Linked DNA regions of Mus musculus: regions 2 and 3 are each linked to region 1. A link is a loop called in an ENCODE intact Hi-C map of the cell type or tissue named here. Cell type or tissue: left cerebral cortex. All regions are shown on one strand.

Region 1 (8,000 bases):
ACACACACACACACACACACACACACACACACTGAATGAATGAATGAATGAATGAATGAATGAATAAATAAATAAATAAATAAATAAATAAAATAAAGGCATGCACCTTTAATCCCAGAACTTGGGAGACAGAGGCAGGTAGGTCTGTTTCAGGCCAGCCTGGTCTACAGAGTGAGTTCCAATATAGCTAGGGCTAAACAAAAAAAGGGGCTGGAGAGATGGCTCAGCGGTTAAGAGCACCGAATGCTCTTCCAGAGATCCTGAGATCAAGTCCCAGCAACCACATGGTGGCTCACAGCCATCTGTAATGAGGTCTGATGCCCTCTTTTGGTGTGTCTGACGAGAGCAATGGTGGTGTACTCATGTATAAAATAAATAAATAAATCTTTTAAAAAAGAAAAAGAAAAACAAAAACCAAAAAAGCAAACAAATAAAAATCACATTGAGCATAACTAGCAAGACTCTTTCTCTTTCTTTGTTTCTTTCTTTCTTTCTTTCTTTCTTTTTTTTTTTTAACAAATTCTTTTTTTTTTTAAAGATTTATTTATTTATTATATGTAAGTACACTGTAGCTGTCTTCAGACAGCACCAGAAGAGGGAGTCTGATCTCATTACAGATGGTTGTGAGCCACCATGTGGTTGCTGGTATTTGAACTCTGGACCTTCGGAAGAGCAGTCGGGTGCTCTTACCCACTGAGCCATCTCACCAGCCCCTCTTTCTTTCTTTCTTTCTTTCTTTCTTTCTTTCTTTCTTCCTTCCTTCCTTCCTTCCTTTCTTTCTTTCTTTCTTTCTTTCTTTCTTTCTTCCTCTCTTGTTTGTTGTGCTGTTTTTGGTTTTGTTTTGTTTTGACTGAGTAAACTGTGTAGCCTGCCCAGCTAGGGGCTTGCTTTTCAAAGGGTCCTGTGGGCAGAACCCAGGGCCTTGTGTGCTCTAGCGCTAGTTCCTCAGCCGCAGTGAGTCCATTGTTCTCTCCTTGGGGACACTTTAAAAGCCAATTTATATAAAACAGTCAATTAAAGAGTTACCAGGCGATCACAGCTGGTCCTGACTTCAAAATAGAAAAACGAGAAAGAACAAGGGAGGAGAGATAACCAACGTGAATGTCTCCCGATACTCACGGTAGATGAACGCATGAGCACAGTGTGGGCTGTGGGCCTGTGAGATGGCTCAGCACATCAGGGGGCTTGCTGCCAAGTTTACAACCTGGGCTTAATCCCTGGGACCTCCATGGCAAAAGGGAACCAGCTCCCAGACACTCTCCTCTAACCTCCACTTGTACCCTGTGGCACATGTGTGCCTGCACACACACACACACACACACACACACACACACACACACACAATTACTTGTGTCTACACAAAACACAATAAACTATTTTGGGGTGGGACATGTATAGAGAGTGGAATATTATATAGCCATGAAAAAGACGGCAGTGATGACCCATGCTACAATAAGGATGACCCCGGAAGACATATTCAGAGAGATAAGCTGGATGCAGAAGGTATGCATCATTTGATTCCACTTATCAGAGATCCACAGAGTAGCTAAATGGAGCAGTTAGAGACACACATCAGAAAGACATTGTCAGACACTGAGAGAGGAGATGGAAATAAAGAGTTAATGAGCCATGTGCAGAAAAAAGTGATTCAAACCAGGGGCTAGGGATGTAGCTCAGGGTGTGAACATGCAAGGCCCCAGGCTCCATCTCCAGTAACGTGGCACACACAAGAAGGTCAAAATGACGAGTTTAGGATACACACATTTTAATTACATTTAGTGGCGCTGGGGGGCTGGGCATACACACTCCATAACACTCATGTGAAGATCAAAGGACAACTTAGGGGAATTGGTTCTCTACCCACAACATGCGGTTCTCGGAGATTCAACTCAAATCATCAGGGTTAGTGGCAAGCACCCTCATTGCCTAGTGCTTGCTAACCACTTGCAACAGAAACAAAAATGTGTTCCCACAGACAACAGCATGCCACATCTCTTGCTTGGGTCATTTAACATGTCTGGGGGACTTTCCCAGGCAGTCAGGGACCAGAGTTAGTTCGGGGCTAGTCTCAGGTCTTGATGCCCTGGGGAAATAGCTAGTACCTCCAGGTGTTCATCTGTTCATTTAGAGGTTTTTAAAGGATGTGCACAGACTAACCGGCTGGCAGACACTGTGCCTTCAAGAGACAGAAGTGAACTCCTGCCAGGCTGTCCCTGCCTGACCAAGGAGAAGAAGTGTGTTAAGCAGTCCTGAGCACAGAGAGGTAGCTGTGGTCAAAACGCCCATTTTCAGGAGCTAGAAAGCTGGTAGCTGGTGGCAGGGGGTGGGGGTCACACCGATTTCAGGGCAGAAGCAGATCCCTTTAATCCCAGCACTTGGGAGGCAGAGGCAGGAGGATTTCTGAGTTTGAGGCCAGCCTGGTCTACAGAGTGAGTTCCAGGACAGCCAAGGCTATACAGAGAAACCCTGTCTCGAAAACGAACAAACAAACAAAAACAAAAACAAAAAAATCAAAAAGGGGCGATCGATCCTTGAGACACTGCAGGAGTCTGAAGAATGCTCACAGTAGAGGATTTGGGTCGGGGACCCAACTCTTACCTTGTCCCTGTTCCACAGTGATTGTCAAAGCTCACACCTGGGCCACCACTGGAACAGCAACCCCAAAAAAAAAAAAAAAAAGCCACAGTAACCAACCAGGGTCAAGGGTGACAGCAACGGGAATGAGAGAGAGTACTTTATCCACCCTCACACCCGGGCTGGGGAAGAACCAGAGAGGGGTAGTTCAGAGGAACACATCTGAGATAGAAGCCTTCTTCAGCAGTCGTTAAGAAACTAGAAAGAAGGCTGGGCGGTGGCAGTGCATGCCTTTGATCACAGCACTCGGGAGGCAGAGACAGGAAGAGCTTTGTGAGTTCAAGGCCAGCCTGGTCTGCAGAGTGAGTTCCAGGACAGCCAGGGCTACACAGAGAAACCATGTCTGGAAACAACAGAAGGAGACCAGAAAGAAGGACATGACAGAACTACCGCCTGGGGGGTGGGGGGTAGCTCAGCTCTCGCTCAGTGTCTACAACCTGGAAACTTTAGGGCTCTCCTCATTCCCCTTCAAGGAGCAACCAGCAGGGGGCAGCCGAGCCCTAGCACTGTCCCTCCTCCACCCTTTCCATCTGCTGGCTGCTGTTTTCTGATACAAGCATGGCCCACAGAAATATTTGTGGAGCCCTCAAATGTGGGGCAGGGCAACACCCCAGCACTCCACTTCACCCAGTGGAGGAGCCTTGCCCAGATCTAGTGAGGGAGGAGGGCAGGCAGAAACCTCTTCTACTGCCCCCTCCTCCTTCCTTTCCTTCTCTCTTTGAGACAAGATCTCTGTAGCCCAGGTTAGCCTCTAACTCACTAAGTAATGGGGAATGACCTTGAACTCCTGGTCACTTTTGCCTCCATCCTCCAAGTGCCGGGGTTACAGTATTTATCGCCTTACCCAGTTCTATCTGGCACTTGGGAATGAACCCAGGACTTTGTGAAAGATAGACAAGCCTTCCACCAACTGAGCTATAGACCTAGCACAGAATTGGTGCTCTTTGCCCTCGGCTGGACCCTTCTGAAGGAGGAGATCTGCAGAACGCCCAGCTCCTGCAAGGATACTACAGTTCCGCACTGTAGATTCTAAGATTACAGTTTCTAGACCCCAAAGCGGGGGATCCAGGTTCCATCTCACAGAGTTTCCCGTCCTTCTACCTTCGAAGCCAATGCAAGAACGCAGCCACATCTGAGACCCAGGGGCGGGCAGGCAGGGAGCCCTCCTGGTCCTGGCACCCTGACTCCTCCTCCCTGCAGGAAGGACTGTGCTCCGGGCTGAGCTGCAGCCTGTGAGCCTCAGCCTACTCTGACTGCTACTGCCCTCCTTCCCAGCCTGGTGTGTGTGTGTGTGTGTGTGTGTGTGTGTGTGTGTGTGTGTGTGTGTGTGTGTGCGCGCGCGCGAGCGTGTTGAAGGGGGGAGCTCTGCAGCAGCTGCCTCCTGTAAGGGAAACTGGGTCTCCATGGTAACATTGACGTCAGGGGCCCAGGTTGGGAATGAGGCCTCCCGCCCCCAGTGGCCAGCTCAGCCCAGCCTCAGCCCTGATCTGCAGCAGCTGGGACCCCGGAGTGCTGAAGCCGCCGGCCTTGCCCTCTGATCTGACCCATTAGGGGATGCGGGGATGCCAGCGGCCCTCGACAGGTGCATGCATCCCGGTGGACCTTGCTACCTGTCCTCCTTTGGCAGCCCCCATTTTGTCCTCAAAGTGCCCTCAGCTGGTTGCTTGCTTAACAGACCCTGCTTCCTGCTCCATTTATCATCAGCCCCCTCCCACAGCGCATGTGCACTTAATGAGAATGGGGAAGAAGGTGCCGGGAAGGCAACCATTTCCCAGCTTATCATTTAGCGCACACCCCACTCTATACCCGACCCCAGTTCATTGTTCTGGGATAAAGATCCAAGAGGCCTTAGTTAGCCCTTCCTCTGCTGTGCAGATCTAGAGGTCTTCCCTCCGGTCTCTCCAGCCCTTCCCAAAAGCCTGGCCCTGCCTAAGGGTGTCCCGACATGCTCTCCCTCTGCCTGGAAGACTGGTTCATCTCCACTCTGGGGAGTCATTCCCAGAGTCTTCCCGTCTGGACTTAGGCAGCCTCTGAACCCAGGCTCCTCTCAGAGGTCCTGTGCCTTTTATCCACTCTCCTCATGGCTGCCTCCTCACTTAGACTGGGTGGGGCTTGAGGTCACAGATGGCTTGTGTTTTATACGTTCCTGAGTCCTTGAGGTGCCTGTGTACAATAGATGTATATGCTCTCTCTCTCTCTCTCTCTCTCTTTCTACACACACACACACACACACACACACACACACACACACACACACTGGTGAGATGGTTCAGTGAGTACGGACATTTGACCCCAGGTCTGGCAGTCTGACTTTTATTTACTTATTTATTTTTTCGAGACAGGGTTTTTCTGTGTCCCTGGCTGCCCTGGAACTCACTTTGTAGACCAGGCTGGCCTCGAACTCAGATATCCACCTGCCTCTGCCTCCAAAGTGCTGGGACTAAAGGCGTGTGCCATCATGCCCGGCTGACTTTTTTTTCTCTTCTATCTTTCTTTCTTTCTTTCTTTCTTTCTTTCTTTCTTTCTTTCTTTCTTTCTAGATTTATTTATTCTATATATGTGAGTATACTGTAGCTGTCTTCAGACACACCAGGAGAGGGTATCAGATCCCATTACAGATGGTTGTGAGCCACCATGTGGTTGCTGGGAATTGAACTCAGGACCTCTGGAAGAGCAGTCAGTGCTCTTAACCGCTGAGCCACCTCTCGGGCCCCAGGCCTAACAATCCCCAGGTGCCATGTGGTAGAGAAAGAGAACGCTCCCTTTCACAAGCTCTTCCTCGACCCTGCCGCCCCGCACTCCCCCCTCCCCCCCAATAAATGAACATAAAGTGTAATAAAAATCAACTTTGTGTGTGTCGTGCTGGGTGGGAATGGGATCCAGGGTCTCCTACAGCACCCTGAGCTACACATGGAGACAACCCCCCCCATACATTCTCACACAGCCCTGAGACTCAGTTCATACACACATCAGCCACATATACCTATGGTCCATACGCTAATGTTTATAGTGTCTCAGACTCACAGAGCCACCACAGTCAATCTCAGATGTCTTCATTGTCTTGAATGACACCTGTTTGTGTCAGCACTTGTGCCTCCCCGCTCCTCCCGGTGCTCCCATGCCCTCGATGGGTTCTCTGTCTTAGAAGCCACATGCATGGACTCATCAAACTGAGAGAATGTGAGCCTGTGCCAACAAAGGGAGGCTGCAACCCGCAGTGGCCACAGAGGACCACCAGAATTCTGAGGAATCTCTGACTTGACTGCCCCAGGGACACACCTGATTGTTCGAAATGCAAGCTAAAACAAAAACAACAACAAAACACTGCAGTTTAGGGTCGGGGTGTGGCTCAGCACTAGACAGCTTGCCCAGTATGCTCAAATAATTAAGTCCCTGCATTTTCCCCAAACCCCAGCCCCACCCTCCAATCCTGTCTGTTAGAGATGGCTCACACACCTGAGTCACTGACTCCGTTCCATCGCCCAGCAAGCCAGCACGCCCCACTAACCCAGTATCCATTCAGTTATACCATGCAAATGTGTGGGTCAGATCTGTTTCTCCCTCCTATTGGACATGCAGTAGGCTGTCATATTCATGACTGCCGCATTCTTTGCATTCAACCAGCTGCGCCTAGCATACGCAACGCCTTGGAATCACCACCAATAACGCCAGTTGTGGTGGTGGACGGCTGCAACCCCAGCACTTGGGAGGTGCCACATGGGACGAGAAATTCAAGTCCATCCTTGGCTATATGGAGAGTCATAGGCTATCCTGGGCTACAGGAGACCCTGTTAAAGGGGAAGACTGGGGGGAGTGGGGGACTAAACTCCAGCCATTGAGTGTCTCTGCTTCTCAGAGTCATTTTCTGGACTCCTGTTTTATAGAAGTCCTAGAACTGGCCGTACCACATCTGCTGAGCCCTTAAAATGTAGATAGCCAAACTTAGGTGCACTCTAATCCTACACCACGGTGTCTCGAAGCCTCTTATGGGAAGTAAGAGCATGCCCACTGCTTCATTGCTATTTTTACATCGGTTGCATGTTGAAAGGAGAATGCTTGTGGATAAATAATCACTTGATTACAATCGATTCCAGCCAGGCCTGGTGGTGCGGTGCTTTGATAGGTTTGGATCCCCATAGATTCATGCTCTTAGAGGCTTGGCTCACAGGACGTGCCACTATTACAAGGTGTGGCCTCATTGGAGGAAGTGCGTCACCATGAGGGCCGGCTTTGACGTCTCGTGTGCACCCAGTATGGAATCCCAGTCTCCTCCTGGCTGCCTTCAAGTCAAGATGTAGAACTCTCTGCTTCTCCAGCACTATGTCTGCCTGCACGCTGCCATGCTTCCCGCCACAGTGATGTGCCAGTCCCAGTTAACTGCTTTCCTTCATAAGAGTAGCCTTGAGGGCTGGAGAGGTGGCTCAGCGGTTAAGAGCACTGACTGTTCTTTTGAAAGTCCTGAGTTCAAATCCCAGAAACCACATGGTGGCTCACAGCCATCCATAATGAGATCTGATGCCCTCTTCTGGTGTGTCTGAAGACAGCTACAGTGTACTCACATATAAATAAATAAATCTTAAAAAAAAAAAAAAGAGTTGCCTTGAGGGGCCGGAGAGATGGCTCAGTGGTTAGGGGCACTTGCTGCTCTTCCAGAGGACCCAGGTTCCATTCGCGGCACCCACAACTGTCTGCATTTCCTGCTTCACAGATGAATGCAGGCAAAACACCAAATGCACATAAAATAAAAATAAATAAATCTTTTTTTTTTTTTAAAGAGTTGCCTTGGTTACGGTTGTTTCTTCACTGTAATAAAACCGTAACCAAGACAGAGGTACTCCTCAGCATAGTGGAATGCTGAGGCAGGGGCATCTTGAATTCAAGGCTACCCCGGGCTACATAAGAGACCATTGTCTTTAAAAGGATTCCAGGTCAGTTCCACCTGTTTCCCTTTTGCTTCCCAAAATGTACGCACTGGAAACAGTGCTTCTGAGAGTCTTCCTATGTAGCCCACCCTATCTAGCTTTGGGCTTAGTGCAATCCTCAGCTCCCTGTCAATGACCTCACACCCCACCTAGCAGCTCCCCAGCAGCCAGAGTGTGTATAGAAGGCTGTGCCCAACCACGTGGAAGGCATCCTGTGCCCTGGGGCATCCTGATTTCCTTCTGGATTCTCAGCCCTTCTCCTCCACACAAATGAGGGGAGGCAGGCAAGCCATGTGGAGCTGGGCCAGTCTTTTTACTCTTACATGGAGAGCATTAAAAAAAAAAAAAAAAGCCAAGGATGGGTGGGGCATGGCGGGGCACGCTTTTAATCCCAACACCTGGGAGTCAGAAGCAGGTTGATTTCTGTGAGTTTGAGGCCAGCCT
Region 2 (8,000 bases), 220 kb after region 1:
TCCTGTATAGGCCCTGCCCACCGCCCCCACTCCCCCTCCTCGACCCCACCACAGCTGTCTGTCCCCAGGAGGAAGAAGGCCACCATTTGCAGATTCGATTTCCGAAAGCAACTAGTAAGATCCTCCTTTCTCCATCTCATCCAGCTGACCTGGCCCTGGCCACACAGCAAAAAAAAAAAAAAAAAAAAAAAAAAAAAAAAAAACTGTAACAAAACAGGACGCAGCCACAAAACATGCTTACACACGCTCCACAGACAACGCAAGGGCAGGCTGGGCAGCCCAGCTGCTTCTACCCAGAGAACTCGACTATCCCAGGGTCTGAGCGGGTCCAGGACCTCGGCCCCCTGCCCCCCACCCTCCAACCTCCTAACGTGCGAAGGAGATTTTTAGAAAGGGCAGGCACCCGGTTTTGCCTTGCCAGGCCCGGCAGGGGAAAAAAAAAAGGGTAAAGGCAGGCTAAAGCAAACGCAGGAGTTGCTTTCTGGAAATTGTTGGCGCTGGGGGGTTACGGCTTTTATGGAGGAGAGGGTTGCGTTTTGTTTTCTCCTGTAGCTCAGATCCAGATGGGCAACGAGTTCAGAAAAGGAACAAACACCACTATCCTCAGGGCCCAGTCTAGGGTCCCAGACATCAGAAACGCAAGCGTTTAGGCAAAAGTCCCCAAGCGCTCAGCCCGGGTGGGCTAAGTGTCCAGGACACGAAAGAGGATTCCCATAGCCTGCCTTGGAGGATCAAGTCTAGAGGTTCCAGCCCAGCCCCGTGCGCAGGCCGGGACTAGGGGGCCGCGCGCTCGGAGACAAGCAGCGGGGCGCCTCGGTCCCGAGGGACCCCAGCTTGGGAAGCCCCACGGCCACGCAGGGCCACTCACCGTGGCGGATGCTAAGCTGTTGTCGGCCAGCGTTAGGTGGTGCGGCTCCCAGCGCCTCAGGAATTTGGAGGTGAGGATCTTGCTGAGAAAGGTCCGAGGGTGCCGGATGACACAGACCTGAATGTCGCCCTCCTGCAGCAGCTTGTACCTCATCCCGTTGCAAAGCAGCAGGGCCCGGCGGCAAGGCACGGCGCCCATCACCTTGGTGCCCTCGGGGCCAGACACGTCGCTCCCAAGCAGCGGCTTGGTCTCCTCGATCTGCCGGGGGTCGCCGCCGCCCGAGCTGCTCGTCACATCCATGGCCGCGCCGGGGCGGGGGCCGCGCGCGCGATCGCGGCTGGCGTGGGGCCGGGCCGGCGGGGCCCCCGCGGAGGGCCCGCACCCCCCCACCGCCGGGAAGGTGGGGGGGCGTGGGCTGGGGGCGCCCCGCGGGGACGAACGGGAGCGCGCGGGGGCAGGCGGGGGCGCGCGGGGCGCTTCCTGGGCTGCTTCCTTCTAGCTGCTGGGGCGCATGCCGGCGCGAACGGGTTGGCGACTGCGGCGAGGGCGGCGGGCGATCGCGGGGCGCAGAGAGGATCGGGTCCTCGGGGGGCGGGGGCGGCGCCGGGGACGGCGGGCGCGGGCGTGTCTCGGCCTCGCGCGGGCGCGCTGTGCGGTGCGTGTGTCCGCGTCCGTCCGCGAGTGTGTGCTGCGGGCGGGGGCCGCGCCGGCTGCCGGGGAGATTGCGGGAGGCTGGCGCGCGCGATTGGTCCCCGCGGGGTCATGTGCCCGCCCTCTGACGTCAATGGCGGCAACAGCGGCTTCGGCCTCCCCGGGGCGGGCGGAGTCCGGGATGGGCCGGGCCCCGGGCGGGGACTTGGTGGAGGCGGGCGCGGCCCGACGGGAGGGGCGGCCCCTGGGGAGGGGGCCGGGGTTGGGCAAGCGTCGACAGTCCCCGCGCCGCGCCCCGGAATGTGGGTAGTGTTCGAGGGGACGTCACGCGGGCCGCGCCCCCGAGGGTGCACAGCTGAGCACTAGCCCTGCGCCCCTAACCACCACGCCATCCTGGGCCGGGCTTGGGAAATAAAGTCAGCCCCATGACCAAGAGGATGCCGACCAGTACTTCCCCTTCCTAGTCCAAGACTGGGCCGAAAGCTGGGGTTCTGCCCGCTGCACCCCTGACACCGCCTTTCCAACACAAGCTGCTTCCCCAGGGATGGCCAGATGGGTCCACAGAACAGTTTCTTGGGGTTGAAACTATCCCGCTCCACAGAGCTATGCATGGTCGCTCACCACTACAAGCTCAGTACTCAGGGGGGGCTGAGGCAGGAGGATTGCTGTGGGCGCAAGGCCAGTTTGAGCTACATAGTAAATTTCAGGCCAGTCGAGACAGAAGGCCCTGTTTTTAAAAACAAAATAAGATAAATAAATAGGACTGGGGGTGTACCTCAGTTGTCAGGAGAGTGTTTATCTACCATGCACAAGACCCTAGATTGGTTCTCGGACACTACATCACTACCTAACCCCACAAGGTGGCATGAGCATATAATCCTAGCTCTAAGGAAGTTGGAAGCAAGCACTTGAATTCAAGGTCATCTTTGGCTGTGCGTTCGAAGCCAACTTGTAGTATATGTCTGAGAAGAGAAGAGAAGAGAAGAGAAGAGAAGAGAAGAGAAGAGAAGAGAAGGGAAGGGAAGGGAAGGGAAGGGAAGGGAAGGGAAGGGAAGGGAAGGGAAGGGAAGGGAAGGGAAGGGAAGGGAAGGGAAGGGAAGGGAAGGGAAGGGAAGGGAAGGGAAGGGAAGGGAAGGGAAGAGAAAATTTTAAGGAAATGCCCCCTCCCTCTTCTGAAATAGCCCCCACAGAAGGCCTCTTCTCTGGTCTTTGATGCTTCCTGGCCTTTGCTTTGGGAGGCAGTACTGGGAGAGGACACCAACCCTCAGCGTCCTGAGGAGAGCCCCTCCAAGGGTCTCAGGAAACAAATCTCCCCCAGAGTGATCTAGCAGCCTTGGGTTCCACCCACACCACAGGCCATTCCAGAGTCTCAGACTAAACCTGGCCAACCCTGGTCTTCAGTTCCCACACTAGGACAGGCATCAAATGGGCCAATGTGACAACTTGGAGACAATAAAAAAAGTCCCCTTCCGTCATTGGTGGGGAGGAGCCCTTCCACACGTCTTCCTCATCTCCAGTCCCCGGCAAGTCAAATCTCTAACACCTACAACTGGTCTCAAGAGATGGTGAAATTGCTTCGAACACAAGTTCACATCCCCAGAATTCACAGACACTGACTTGGTCCCAGGTGACTATAATCCCAGTGCTTCTACTACAAAATGGGAACAGAGAAAAGAAAAATCCACCATAAGACCACGGGCCAGCTAGCGTGGCATACACAGTGGCAGTACAGGAGACCCTGTGTCAAACAAGGTGGAAAACAAAAACACCCAAGATTGACCTCTGACCTCTACACAAGTGCTGTGACATGTGCATGTCTGCATTCACTCATGAACGTGCACACAAATACACCATGCACACACACACAAGCTCTCTCTGCCTCCTATGAGTACTGAATGCCCCAGTAGTAGTGAATGCAAGCGTTGACCTGGGTTTCACTATATAGTGAATAGCACAGAAAGTTCTTAGCGTCCCTGAGATGGGACTATTTACTTATGCCAGCTCTTGAAGGCACACTAAGAACAGCCGTCAGGGGCTAGGAAGAGGAGGAGACAGGTTTCAGCTTGCCTCCCTCACTAAGTAAAACACTTAGCCAGTTGTGGTAGCACAAGTTTGTAAGCCCAGCACTTAGGAAGGCTGAGGCTGGAGGAACATGAGTTAGCAGCCAGCCTAAGCTACATGTTTCTTGTTTTGTTGTTTTGTTTCGTTTTTCGAGACAAGGTTTCTCTGTGTGCTGCATGTCTTGGGGAGTGCGGGGAGAGCTCCCATTCTGTCCGTGCTGGAGATGGGCAAAAGCTGTCTCTGTGGCCCAGGGGAGACACTATTAGGCTAGAAACTGGAGATTCATTACCTGCCCATCATTCACTGACAGTTTATTCAAGTGCCAAACTTCAACAGGCTTGTAGAAAACATTGACCAATAAGAGAAAGAAAGCCCTATCCCCAAGCCCCCTGATATGAAGATGAGTGTAGAGGGGTGGTGGTGATCGAGAACCATTCTCCAGCCTTTTTAGGCGTGGGGTCAGGCCCACACAAACCTTTGTTGAGTCCTTGCTATCTGTGAGCCTAAGCCGGGAAATGGGTTATTAGTAGCTGTTATTGTCAGTCACAGTGGCCCCTAACCTCTTGAGATCCGCAAGGATGCTCTCAGCGTGCATTCCTGCAGATAAGGACACAGAGCGATCGAATGGCCTATCCGGGCCCCCAGCTAGTCAGGATGGGCTCAGAGCCCAGAAGCCGTGCACAAATCAGACAGTGGCCACATTGTACTTGGGGTTAGATGAAAGAGGGGCACCTAACCCAGGTAGATCGAGTAAGCATGACACTGGGCATGTGTCCCAGCTCCAAGAGGGCTTTAGAAATCAGATGAAGAGACTCAGAGGTGCTCAGTAGTTAAGAGTGCTTTCTGACCAGCGGGTGATGCCGCACACCAACCATCAGGAGGCAGAAGCAGGCAGATCGCTGTGAGTTCGAAGCTAGCCTGGTCTACAGAGCAAGTTCCAGGACAGCCAAGACTACACAGAGAAAACTTGCCTTGAAAAACAAAACAACAAAACAAAGAAAGAAAGAATACTTTCTGTTCTTGCAGAAGGCCTGAGTTTAAGTCCCTGAACCCAGAAAAGGCAACTCAAAACCACGTGTCAGTCACTAGGGCCTTGGGTGATCCAGTGCCCTCTACTGGACTTGAAGAGTATCTGCACTCACATGCACTGCATAAACACAGACGCACACCCACACCATTGAAAATAATACATTTTCTTAAAAAGGAAGGTGTGTGTGGGGTGTGTGTGTGTGGAGGGACCAGGTAAGGGGACAGAAGCTGCGGGGAAGGTAAATTGCTCACAAAAAGGTGACAGGTTAGAAGGCTGTTTGGCTCATCCAGAAAACTATAGACCTTTGTCAGGATGCAGAGGCAATGGGTAGAGGCCTGTGCGGTATGTGGCCAGTGCCCTGAAATGCAAGCCCAGAAACGGGAGTAGTAGAGAGTGATCTCATGGAGTAGGTGCAGAGTGAATTGCACGTGGCATTTTCACAAGGCCATTGGCTATAGCATGGTGTGACCGAGGGTAGCAGCCACATAACCTGGCCCAGAGGAAGCCAGCAATGCGTCTGTCAAGGGCACTCTGGTGGGAAGGCAAGATGGTCTGAGTCCAAATCACTGGGTGGATGAGTCTGTGTCAACAGAGCTGCTCTTTGTGTCTGGGACAGCTGTAGCCGTCCTCTCCTGATCCAGGGTCCAGGCTCCAGCAGAAAGGTGACTAAGCCGAATTTAGCTCAGACATGCTCAGTGCAGTCAGTGGGTTGATACCTTAAACATTAAACAGAAGTGTCATGACAGCAGCAACCAGTGCTCAGCAGCAGGTCCCGTAATTAGACATTCTGTTGGTTTCGGTTTGCTCTCCCTGCCAGCCCAGAAAGCCATCATCTTTAGAGAGAGGAAGTTAAGACTCACAGTGAGTCAGCTGATGAACTCAAGAGAGCCAGCCAAGATTCAAACCTAAAACTGAGCACGGGAGCTATAGCTCAGATGGGAGGGTTTCCCTGGCTTACACGAGGCCCTGGGTCCCGTCCCCAGCACCACACAAACTACGTGTGGTGGTAGATGTCTGTACTCCCCGCACAGGAGAAGTGGAGGCTGGAGGATCAGAAGTTCAAGGCCAGATTGAGCCACATGAGAAAGATGGCTCAGCATATTCTTACAGAGAACCTGGGTTTCGGTTCCCATCACTCACTTGAAAGCTCACAACCGTCTGTAGTTCATAACTGGAGGAGTCCCCCTTCTGGCCTCCAAGGACTCCAGACACATATGTAGTGCACAGATATATATGCAGGCAAAACACCCACATACATAAAATAAAACGTATTAAGAGGAAAATAAGAAGCAAAACCTAACTCAAGATCGACTTGCTCTGCACTTCTGCATGGCTCCTCATTCCCCTGGGAAGGCTGGGAGCCGTCACAGATACCTTTGATGTCTCCCTGAGACAGTGCTCAGAAAACCCTGAATCCTCTCTCTGTCATCTTTAGGTAATGAATCCTCTCTCTGTCATCTTTAGGTAATGCTACCTCTTGGCTTTCGTTTAGAATCAGTGAAGCAGAGGCTCACAGCATCGCAAGGAAGCCAAGCATGGTAGTGTCTGCCCGTGACCCTAGCTCTTGGGATCTCAGGAGGCAGAACCAGGAGGATCGTCTTGACTTCTAGTCATCCTTGGCTATATAGTAAGCTCTTGTATGGCTTGAATTACAGGAGACCTTGTCTCACAGTAATTTTAAAAAGGCCGGGCATGATGGCTCACACCTTTGGTCCCAGCACTCGGGAGGCGGAGGCAGGCAGATCTCTGGGAGTTCTAGGACAGCCTGGTCTACAGGGTGAGTTCCAGAACAGCCAGAGCTATTACGAAGAGAAGCCCCGTCTCAACAAAAACAAAAAAAATAAAAATAAAGACGGGCGTGGTGGCACATGCCTTTAGTCCCAGCACTCAGGAGGCAGAGGCAGGCAGATTTCTGAGTTCGAGGCCAGCCTGGTCTATAAAGTGAGTTCCAGGACAGCCAGGGCTATACAGAGAAACCCTGTCTCGAAAAACCAAAAAAATAAAAAATAAAAGGATCCAGAGTCCCCTTACATGGGACAGACACCCAAAAAAAATTCCCCTTTCCACGCTAAGTTTTAGAGCTATACAGATAACAAAAGAAACAGAAGAATGTGAGTCCTCTGCTCTACTAAGGACTTTGATGAAGTGGTAATGTCCCTGCTAGGGAAGGGCACGTGAAGTTCAGTGCCATGTCCAGTGGCAATCTCTTTTGCATAGCTCATGAAACGGCATGCAAATCTTGACGCAGACCAGGCAGGCAGGGTTCCTTCTGGAGAGGCTTAGTTTTGCATCCAGGGGTACAAGCAAACAAGCCGGCTTGCTAAAATAAAAGAAAGCCCTGTTTCACAGCTTGCCAACTCCCCTGGTGTAAAGACTCCCACTGAGACTCATTAGGAGCTATTGAGTTCATTGCTGAACAGGAAGTTCAGAAGAGATGCACCCCACAAGCCAGGTGTAATGGTACAGGTCTGTAATCTCAGCTGAGAGAGAGGCAGAGTCGGGAAGACTGGGAGTTTGAGACCTATGTGGACAACACCAAGAGTTCAAGGCTTGCCTGGACTGTGTCTCATAGCCCTGTTTCAAAGTAAAGAGACCTGGGGGTATAGGTCCATGGTAGAATGTTCGCATGGCACACATAATCCCCAGTACCGCAATGAAAGCAATGAATAGAGATGCGCCCTATTCTATTGTATACAGTGGACCAGGGCTCAGTCAAACATGCCAAGGCCAGCATCTGGACTACCACATCTGGAATATTTCCCTTCTGGACATTCTACAGAGAAAGCTTGGTAAACTCTACAACAGGCACACATAATTCAAGATGAATTCAGTCATCGGAATCAGAAACGAACAAAGATTATAACAAGGCACACTTCTTTAACCCCAGCCCTCAGGAGACAGGGATAGGAAGGTCTTTGTGAGTTCAAGTCCAGCCTGGTCTACATAGCAAGTTCCAGCAGCCAAGACTACATAGAGAAACCTTCTTCCAAACAAACAAGCAAAAAGAACATAACGTTTGGGGCTGGAGGGAGGATTGACAGGTTTGGTTTGGTTTGGTTTGGTTTGGTTTGGTTTGGTTTGGTTTGGTTTGGTTTGGTTTGGTTTGGTTTGGTTTTCTGAGACAGGGTTTCTCTGTGTAGCCCTGGCTGTGCTGGAACTCACTCTGTAGACCAGGCTGGCCTCGAACTCAGAAATCCGCCTGCCTCTGCCTCCCAAGTGCTGGGATTAAAGGCATGTGCCACCACTGCCCAGCTAGACATAATTAAAAAAATACATCTAGAAAAGAATATAACATTTATTATTGATTTATAGATCATAATCGATTATTTGTACTTTGTATGGGGTGTATGTATGTGGAGTGTGTGTGTGTGGTGTGTGTGTGTTTATGCC
Region 3 (8,000 bases), 400 kb after region 1:
TGAAATTCAAGGCTTACAATGTTTAATATGAACCAGTTTACAGCAACTCATTTGCCACTTTTAGCCATTCTTTTGTTTGTTTGTTTTTTGTTTTTGTTTTTCGAGACAGGGTTTCTCTGTATAGTCCTGGCTGTCTGGAACTCACTCTGTAGACCAGGCTGGCCTCGAACTCAGAAATCCGCCTGCCTCTGCCTCCCAAATGCTGGGATTAAAGGTGTATGCCACCATGCCCGGCACTTTTAGCCATTCTTAAAGGAAGTTTTTTGGGGGACGGGGGTGTTGTTTGTGTTAGTAGTTTTAGCCATTATAAAATAGACTTGGGGACTGGAGAGATGGCTCAGCGGTTAAGAGCACTGACTGCTCTTCTGGAGGTCTTGAGTTCAAATCCCAGCAACCACATGGTGGCTCACAACCATCTATAATGAGATTGGATGTCCTCTTCTGTTGTGTCTGAAGACAGCTACAGTGTACTTACATATAATAAATAAATCTTTTTTTTAAAAAATAGACTTGGATAATTGGTGTCCCAGGTAAGTAAATTAAGGTGTATTATGAAGCTGTTAAACAGAAGAGCACAACTCTAGGACAGCCACAGACCAATCTCTGTGATGCATTAGGTTAAAAAATGCAAGGTGCTGGGTAGCAAACATGGCCCGCACCATTTGTCCATCTGTGCAAATAGAAGAACATGTGTGTTTGGGTGTGCTTGTGTGCCTGTATCTCTCTAAGAAACAATCCAGGATTATGGTGACAATGACTGCCACTAGTCATCAGAACAGGGGTCTTGAGGTGTGTGTGTGCTTTCAGAGGCTGGCCTTGATGTGGTGGAGTACCTGCCTTGTATGTGAGAGGTCCTGGCTTTGATTGCCCAACACCACAGATATCCAGGCATGCTTGTAATCTCAGCATTCCTGAGGCAGAGGCAGGAGGCTCAGAAGTTCAAGGTCTCTGGAACTATGTTTTGTGTTTGAGGGTGGAGATATATAGATCCTGTTTTTTTAAAAAAAAGTAAAAATTAAAATGAAAAACATTTAAAAGGTCAGAGAGGTGGCTCAACAGTAGAGGCTCTTGTGACCAGATGACCTGAGATCCATCCCTGAAGCCCACATGGCGCAAAGAGAGAACTGACTCATCCAGGTTGTCCTTTAACCTTCACACACACATGCATGCATGTTCATGTATGTGCCCCACACAATAGGTAAGTAAGCAAACAAACAAACAAAAAGAGCTCTCAAAAGTAAATATAATCAGGAGTCAGAGGTAAGCGGATCTCTGTGAGTCTGAAGCTAGCATGGTCTACACAGTGAGTGCCAGGACAGCCAGGGATATAGAACGAGACTCTTGTCTCAAGATAAAATAAAACAAAACAAAATAGTAAAACTATAACAAACTTTAAATGCCTTATAGAAAAGCAATGGCTACATGGGTAGAAGGATGTGAGTCTTGAGGAGAAACAAACACCATTGGTTCACAAATTCACAGAACGTCTTGCTTGGTCTGCAGGCCTGCGGCTGGTGGTGCCCAACGGGAGCTTCATCTTTGACAATGTCACCATCTCCCTGATGTGGCTCCTTTCTCCCTACACTGGAAACCTGTCCTGTGTACTCAGCATGGGAGACGGCTATACTTTTGACCCCTACAACCCTCCCAGGTAAGAGTGACCTCTGATCCTTACGGCAGGTTGCATCGGTCAGCTTTTGCTGTATAACAAGCTACCCCCAAACCCGATGGCTGGAACCGTACCTCTCATTTCTCACGGTTCTGGGGACAGATGGATGGCTGGATTTCCTGGCTGGGTTGACCCTGTGGGTGACTGGACAAGGAAGGCCTCCCCCTCTCTCACATGTCCCATGGCTAACTAGATGTCAGCTGAGGGCATGTGTTGTTCACCATTCCACAGGCTGGCCCAGGCTGGATTCCACGTGGGTTCTAGAATTGAGAGAGTGCTATTGGCTTTTTTCTTTCAAAGCGGACTGGCAGCTCTGCCCTAGGATGGTGCCAGGCAGTGTGCTCGGGTGCCACTGCTGCAACTTGTGTCACTTCATCTGGTTTCTGGCCACCCGAGCTCTGTCACATAGTCCTTTCCCATCACAGTTTGGCCACCCTGTCTGTGTGCCTTGAACCATGTCACACTGCTCTAAGCCTCAGTGGCTTTGTCCGTGAGAACAAGATGACAGGGCTGGTGTCTTAGTAGGGGTTTCTATTGCTGCAATGAAACACCGTGACCAAAAAGCAGTCAGGGAGGAAAGGGTTTACTCGGCTCACACTTCCACAGCATGGTTTATCTTTGGAGGAAGTCAGGTCAGGAACTCAAACAGGGCTGGAACTTGGAGGCAGGAGCTGATGCAGAGGCCATGGAGGGGTGCTGCTTACTGGCTTGCTCCTCATGGCTTGCTCAGCCTGCTTTGTTATAGAACCCAGGACCACCAGCCCAGGGATACCACTACCCATATTGGGCTGGGCCCTCCCTCACTGATCACTGAGAAAATGCCTTACAGCTGGATCTCATGGAGGCATTTCCTCAACTGAGGCTCCCTCCTTCTTTGATATCTCTAACTTGTGTCAAGCAGCCAGTACAGCTGGAGAGATTGGCTCAGGGGTAAAAGACCTGAGTTTTATTCCCTAGAACCCATTTAAAAAACAAAACCCCCAACCCCCAACCAGGCATAGTGGTCTAACCTGTCTTCCCAGTGGTGTAGAAGCAGAAACAAGAAGAACCCCTAGGGTTCACTGGTCAGCCACCTAGCCTATTTGATGAATTCTAGGTTAATGAGAGACACCTGTGGTATAAATGAATGAATGAATGGCTGGTGAGATGGCTCAGTGGGTAAGAGCACTGACTGTTCTGTCAAAGGTCCTGAGTTCAAATCCCAGCAACTACATGGTGGCTCACAACCATCTGTACAGCTACAGTGTACTCATATACATAAAATAAAAATAAATAAATACATCTTTTTTTAAAAAAAATAAATATAAAAAAGGTGGACAAGACCCAAGGCTTGACATCTGAAGTTTTCTTCTCGTCTCTACATGCTCCCATACACACATGCACATGCATGCACATGTGTGTGCAGCACACATAAGCAACCCTTTCTCCCTGACACCTCTTTGGGCAGCAGCTCTAAGCAAAGGTCACCAGCATTTGTCTCTTTCAGGAGAAATAGATGACACCATGCCCCTCCACCCTCACCCCACCCAAGTGATTCAATTTCCCCTGTCTTAACAATCCACTGGACCCTGAAATCACCCAGCCACTTCTGTCATTTCTATTCACCTCGGGATGGTCCCTTGTCATACATGCGCTCTTGTTTTTGCCAACAGTGTTAGCACCCAACTTGCAGAATGTTTTAACTACGCAAGTGCCATACTGTGCAAATGTCATTTCGCTTAATTCCCTATCTTCCCTGCTCTCCTTCCTTCTTTCGTTTTTATTTCTTCTTTCTAAAAACATTGCCACATGCTCATGTAGAGAGGCCAGAGGACAACTTTAAGGAGGCAGAGATCTCCTTCCACCCACGTGGGTTCTGAGAATGGAACTCAGACCACCAGGCCTGACAGCAAGCTTACCCACTGAGTCACCCCCCATTTGTCTGTCTGTCTGCCTATCTGTCTGTCTGTCTGCCTGTTTCTCTCTCTCCTCTCTCTCTCTCTCTCTCTCTCTCCCTCTCTCTCTCTCTCTCTCTCTCTGTCTCTCCTAGATAGAATCTCCTTCCATACTTACTACATATCCCAGGCTGGCCTTGAACTTCTTACTCTCTTGCCTCATACCGAGGGCTTGGATTATAGTTATGAGCCGCCATATCCCCAGTCCCCTTACTTGTTCGACTTTTTGTAATGCTGGGGTTTGAACCTAGGGTCTCATGCATGCTAAATTAGTGCTCTACCACTAAACTATAGACTTCTAGTAGTGCTTAGCCACTTGTTAGTCTAAGAGGTAGAAACTTTAAAATTGAACCCCACTCCTACCAATGGATACCTACACGACCTTGTAGAGAACTAGCCTGATAAACCAGAGGGTTCTCCTTGAAAGCACCCTTTTCGCCTTGCATTTGATGTCCTTGTTCATGCATATGTCAGGCTGTTTTCTTTCTCTGCCCTGGAAAAGCCTCTGCATATCTGAGATTGTATTGTGGGTCTTACAAAACAATTTATATAAAGCCAACCTTGTCCAAGCCCAGAATTGGGTGACATGTGCCCCCTACTGGCAAGACTGAGGATTGACTGTTTTTCTGTCCCCCCCCCCCCCCCCCCATCAGGAGTTGCCTGGATACTTAGGCTGTACTGGGGAGACAATCTTGTTGGGGAAAATGCTAATTACAAGGGAACATAAGCCTTGTGGAGGAACTAGGTGCACACAGGCCACTGGGAGGCAGAGAGTTGGTGGTTGCGAAGAAATCTAAAGCTAAACTCCTCTGAAAGGGTCGTTCCACTCCAAAGGGGTCTCAACCCAAAAATTGAGAAACTCTGATCTAGGGGAGGGACTGGCCTGGACCTGAAAAAGCAGGTCGTACCCTGCAAAACGCTTATCCCCCTATACTCGTGGGTATAAGGGAAGATGAGAGATTCTGGGAAGCTCAAAGGTGTTCTGCCCAGGAAAAGCTGTTAATGCTTGCCTGTTGGAGGAGTCTGTTCTTGGGAGAGGAAAATGAGTAGGTACGGAGGACCAGATACTGATGGGAACAGGAGAAGGAGGAGGAGGAAGAGAAGGAGGAAGAAGAGGAGAAAGAAGAGGAGGAGGAGGAAGAAGAGGAAGAGGAGGGGAGGAGGAGGAGACAGACTAAAGGGTGAGGTCAAAGTGGAGTGCCATGGGAGACACTGCTGATCCCTCAGGGTCCCTGAGCTTGTGTAACTCTCAATCTGGGGACTGTCACCCACACACTGGCCCTGAGCCACCAATAATAGAAGGGGGAATGTGCCTGGGGGCACAACATGTCCTTGGGGCGAAGCACCTCCCTTCAACTAAAGGGATTCCTAGAGATTACATAACGGAGGTTCTTGGGGACCCATGGGTCGTCTGCTACAAAGGAGAGAAGACAACGAACGCTTTAGCCTCCAGAAGCATGTGTTCTATAAGGTTCGTGCTGTTCCAAGGGGCTGGAGAGGTGGCTTGTATGCAAGCAAGAAGACTTGAGTTTGATGCTCAGCACCCTCATAAAAAGTCAGGCATGGTGGCATGCATTGTAATCCCAGGACTGGGGAGACCGAGACCGGAGGATCCCGGTAGTTCACTGGACTCCTGAAGAATATCACCCAAGGTTGACCTCTGGCACACACACACACACACACACACACACACACACACACACACGTAATTGTTTTCAAAGGGTTGGCAGCTGACATTTTCCAAGGCTGATCCATGCTATTCCTGATCCCATGCTGAGTTGTCATAGTGTGACCTCCCCTAACATAGAGAACAGGGCGTGTTGTGTGACATCTTTTTCTTGTCTTTGTCAAACTTTTATGTATTTATTTATTTACTGACTGACTGACTGACTGACTGAGACAGTCCAGACTAGCCTCTGAATCACTATGTAGCAGAGGATGATCTTGAACTTCTAATCTTCTGCCTCCTCCTGCCGGGTGCTGGGACCACAGATAGGCGTCGTCGCACCCAGTTAACGGAGGGCTGGAGATCAAATTCCAAACAGCATCCATGCTAGACAAGACCGCTCCCCACTGTGCTACATGCGGTCCCGCCCCCGCCCCTGCCATCTTGCCTTTGCAGAGCACGAGAGTTGTGAACTCATGTATGATTGTTGAACCCCCGCTCTCCCTCCCACAGTGTGTCCAGCAACGTGACCCACCAGTTCAGCTCTCCTGGGGAGTTCACAGTGTTTGCTGAGTGTACGACCAGTGAGTGGCACGTGACTGCTCAGAAGCAAGTGATCCTTTGCGAGAAGGTGGAGACGCCTCGTATCACTGGGTGCACTGGCCTGGCTGGAGCTGGAGTCGGCCTTCTCTGTCAGGCTGTCTTTGGGGAACCCCTGTGGGTTCAGGTGGATCTGGATGGAGGTGAGTCTGCAGGATGGAGCAGGTGGAGGCACGTGGTGGGATTTGCCTCTCCCAAATCTATCCAGCTAACCTGAGGCTTTAGCGTCTTAGCTACCTTGTGTTCATTTTTTTAAACACCCGTGGCATCTTCAGGGCTCTAAGTGCTTGACCTGTGATGGCACACTCAGGATAGACTCCACGTTAATCCACCCCAAGCTAGGTTAGTGAGCCGGCGAGAACCCTCACCTTCCCAAGGCTCTTTCTGCAAGTCCACAATCTATATCTGAAACACCGGCTCTCCATACCACTTCTCTGGGCGGCGGGGGGGGTGGGGGGTGGGGGGTGGAGGGGTGGGTTTCAATAGGAAGGGGTGGGACTGGGAGGGGCTGACCACTTGCGTGGCGCCATCCTGTAGCCATGAAACCTGACAATCAGCGGTTCACACATGGATACAAGCCTATCCACAGTTCTGGCGAGGGTACACTCTGATTGGACACAGTGTCTTCCACTTAAGCCAGAGGCCATTCTGATTGGTTCCTGCATCTACCTTGATTAGCCAAGGCTTCTACGCTGATTGGTTACAGCTTCCGCTCTAATTTATTACAGAGATCACTCTAACTGTGCCCACCGATCCATTACTCCTTGGCACATCCATCCCAGGGCTTGGATTGTTCCCATCGATATTTTAAGTAGCACCGTTTTTGCCCACAGAGACACCCCTGCCTTATCCACAGCAATCTTTCCCCACAAAGCATAGTCCAGTTAGAGTGCTTAATGGAGACCTTTTGACATAAATTATGCAGTGCAGAGCTAGGGTGATGGTGATGGTGGTGTGGGGGATGTTGGTGGTGATGGCGTAATGATGATGGTGATGGTGGTGATGATGGTGATGATGATGGTGGTAATCATCAAATGAGGAAGGATCTGACTCAGTATGACATCTTTCACTCGGTCGTCTTAATGGGGATGTGATGGGGCTCTGACACGGCACTCGTGAGCTTCCTTCCTGTTCCTGTGTGCCTGCTGCCTAACAGGGGCTGGTATGTGCACCCGGGGTAAAGTAAAAAAAATCTTTTGTTGATTTATTTAGTCTTCCTACAAATGTAATTGTGTGTCAGCTCTGCCAGGCGTGGGGAAGGTGGGGATACACATGAAAGCAAAGGGCCCTGCTCCTGTAGGGCTTTGGGCTGTCACCATTATCACCAAATGATTATCATCACCATCATCAACACCACTATCTTCATCATCATCACCACCACCACCACCACCAGTATGTCCTCTTCTCCTCCTCCTCTTCCTCCCCCTATTTTTCCCCCTTTATCCAAACAAGAAATGTATTTGGCATGGCTTCTACTGGGAAGAATATCATCTGGTTACACACACATATTTTCAACCCACTATAATATTTGGCATCCAGCTAGGACGGCAATCTGCAGCCTGCAAGGGAGGCGCCACTTTGTGGGGAACAGGCTGAGTTTTATAGAGATTTGCCTGTCCTAGGTCATCAGTGGATGTTGGAGGAAACACCTTCACCTATTTTGGCTGAAAACAACTCTTGAAGTTCATTCTCCTGCTTTCCTGCTTCACAACTCTTGTGCACCCCCCCCCATGCCTCTTTTTCAGTTTCTTACTGAAGGGGGGGTGTCCCTATCATCAGGATGTTCTAAGCATTTGCTACAAACTTCTGGTTTCAAGGGCATAAACAAATAACAACGGGGCTGCAGCTGCAGCTGTTGGAAGAGTACTTGCCGTTCAAGAAACCCTGGGTTTGGTCTCCAGACTGAACACAGTGGTGCTGGCCTGTAATACTGATTCTTGAGAGGTTCAGAGAGGAAAATTAAAAGTTCAAGGCCAGCCTCTGCTACATAGTGAATGAAGTCAAGGACAGCCTGGGCTACTTTAGACCCTATCTCAAAAACAAACAAACAAACAAACAAACAAACAATTTAAAAAATGATCAGAGAGGATCCAGAAAGTTTAAAAAAAAATCACTTACTAAACCGATCTCA

What was found. Hi-C counts contacts between places; a loop is a spot of excess contacts. Peaks named below come from ENCODE experiments on the same cell type or tissue, not always from the same donor. Only the 100,000 strongest peaks of a DNase experiment are listed, where the experiment ranks them.
Region 2: a loop joins it to region 1, with 2.4 times the contacts of the local background. A loop is called at or near these places in 2 of 42 quality-filtered maps.
Region 3: it touches region 1 in a loop (6-fold over the local background); 2 of 42 quality-filtered maps call a loop at or near these places.

The regions. Positions count from the first base shown.
Region 1 is chr8:117,466,522-117,474,521 of GRCm38, reverse strand. No RefSeq gene overlaps it. Among named protein-coding and RNA genes, the nearest start is that of Mir7078, 11 kb to the right of the region's middle. In left cerebral cortex, CTCF peaks have their summits at 3,111 (motif pointing right) and 4,100; DNase peaks (open chromatin) are centred at 3,125, 4,040 and 4,566; H3K4me3 peaks cover 305 bases; H3K27ac peaks cover 1,358 bases.
Region 2 is chr8:117,250,270-117,258,269 of GRCm38, reverse strand. Cmip (c-Maf inducing protein) reads right to left here and starts at 1,251. Exons shown (of 21, transcript NM_001163262.1): 1 at 869-1,251. The coding sequence starts at 1,168. In left cerebral cortex, a CTCF peak has its summit at 4,693 (motif pointing left); DNase peaks (open chromatin) are centred at 795, 962 and 1,622; H3K4me3 peaks cover 2,249 bases; H3K27ac peaks cover 2,024 bases.
Region 3 is chr8:117,066,096-117,074,095 of GRCm38, reverse strand. It overlaps Pkd1l2 (polycystic kidney disease 1 like 2), which reads left to right. Exons shown (of 43, transcript NM_029686.4): 5 at 1,504-1,651; 6 at 5,783-6,012. Among named protein-coding and RNA genes, the nearest start is that of Pkd1l2, 12 kb to the left of the region's middle. In left cerebral cortex, a CTCF peak has its summit at 4,170 (motif pointing left); a DNase peak (open chromatin) is centred at 4,171.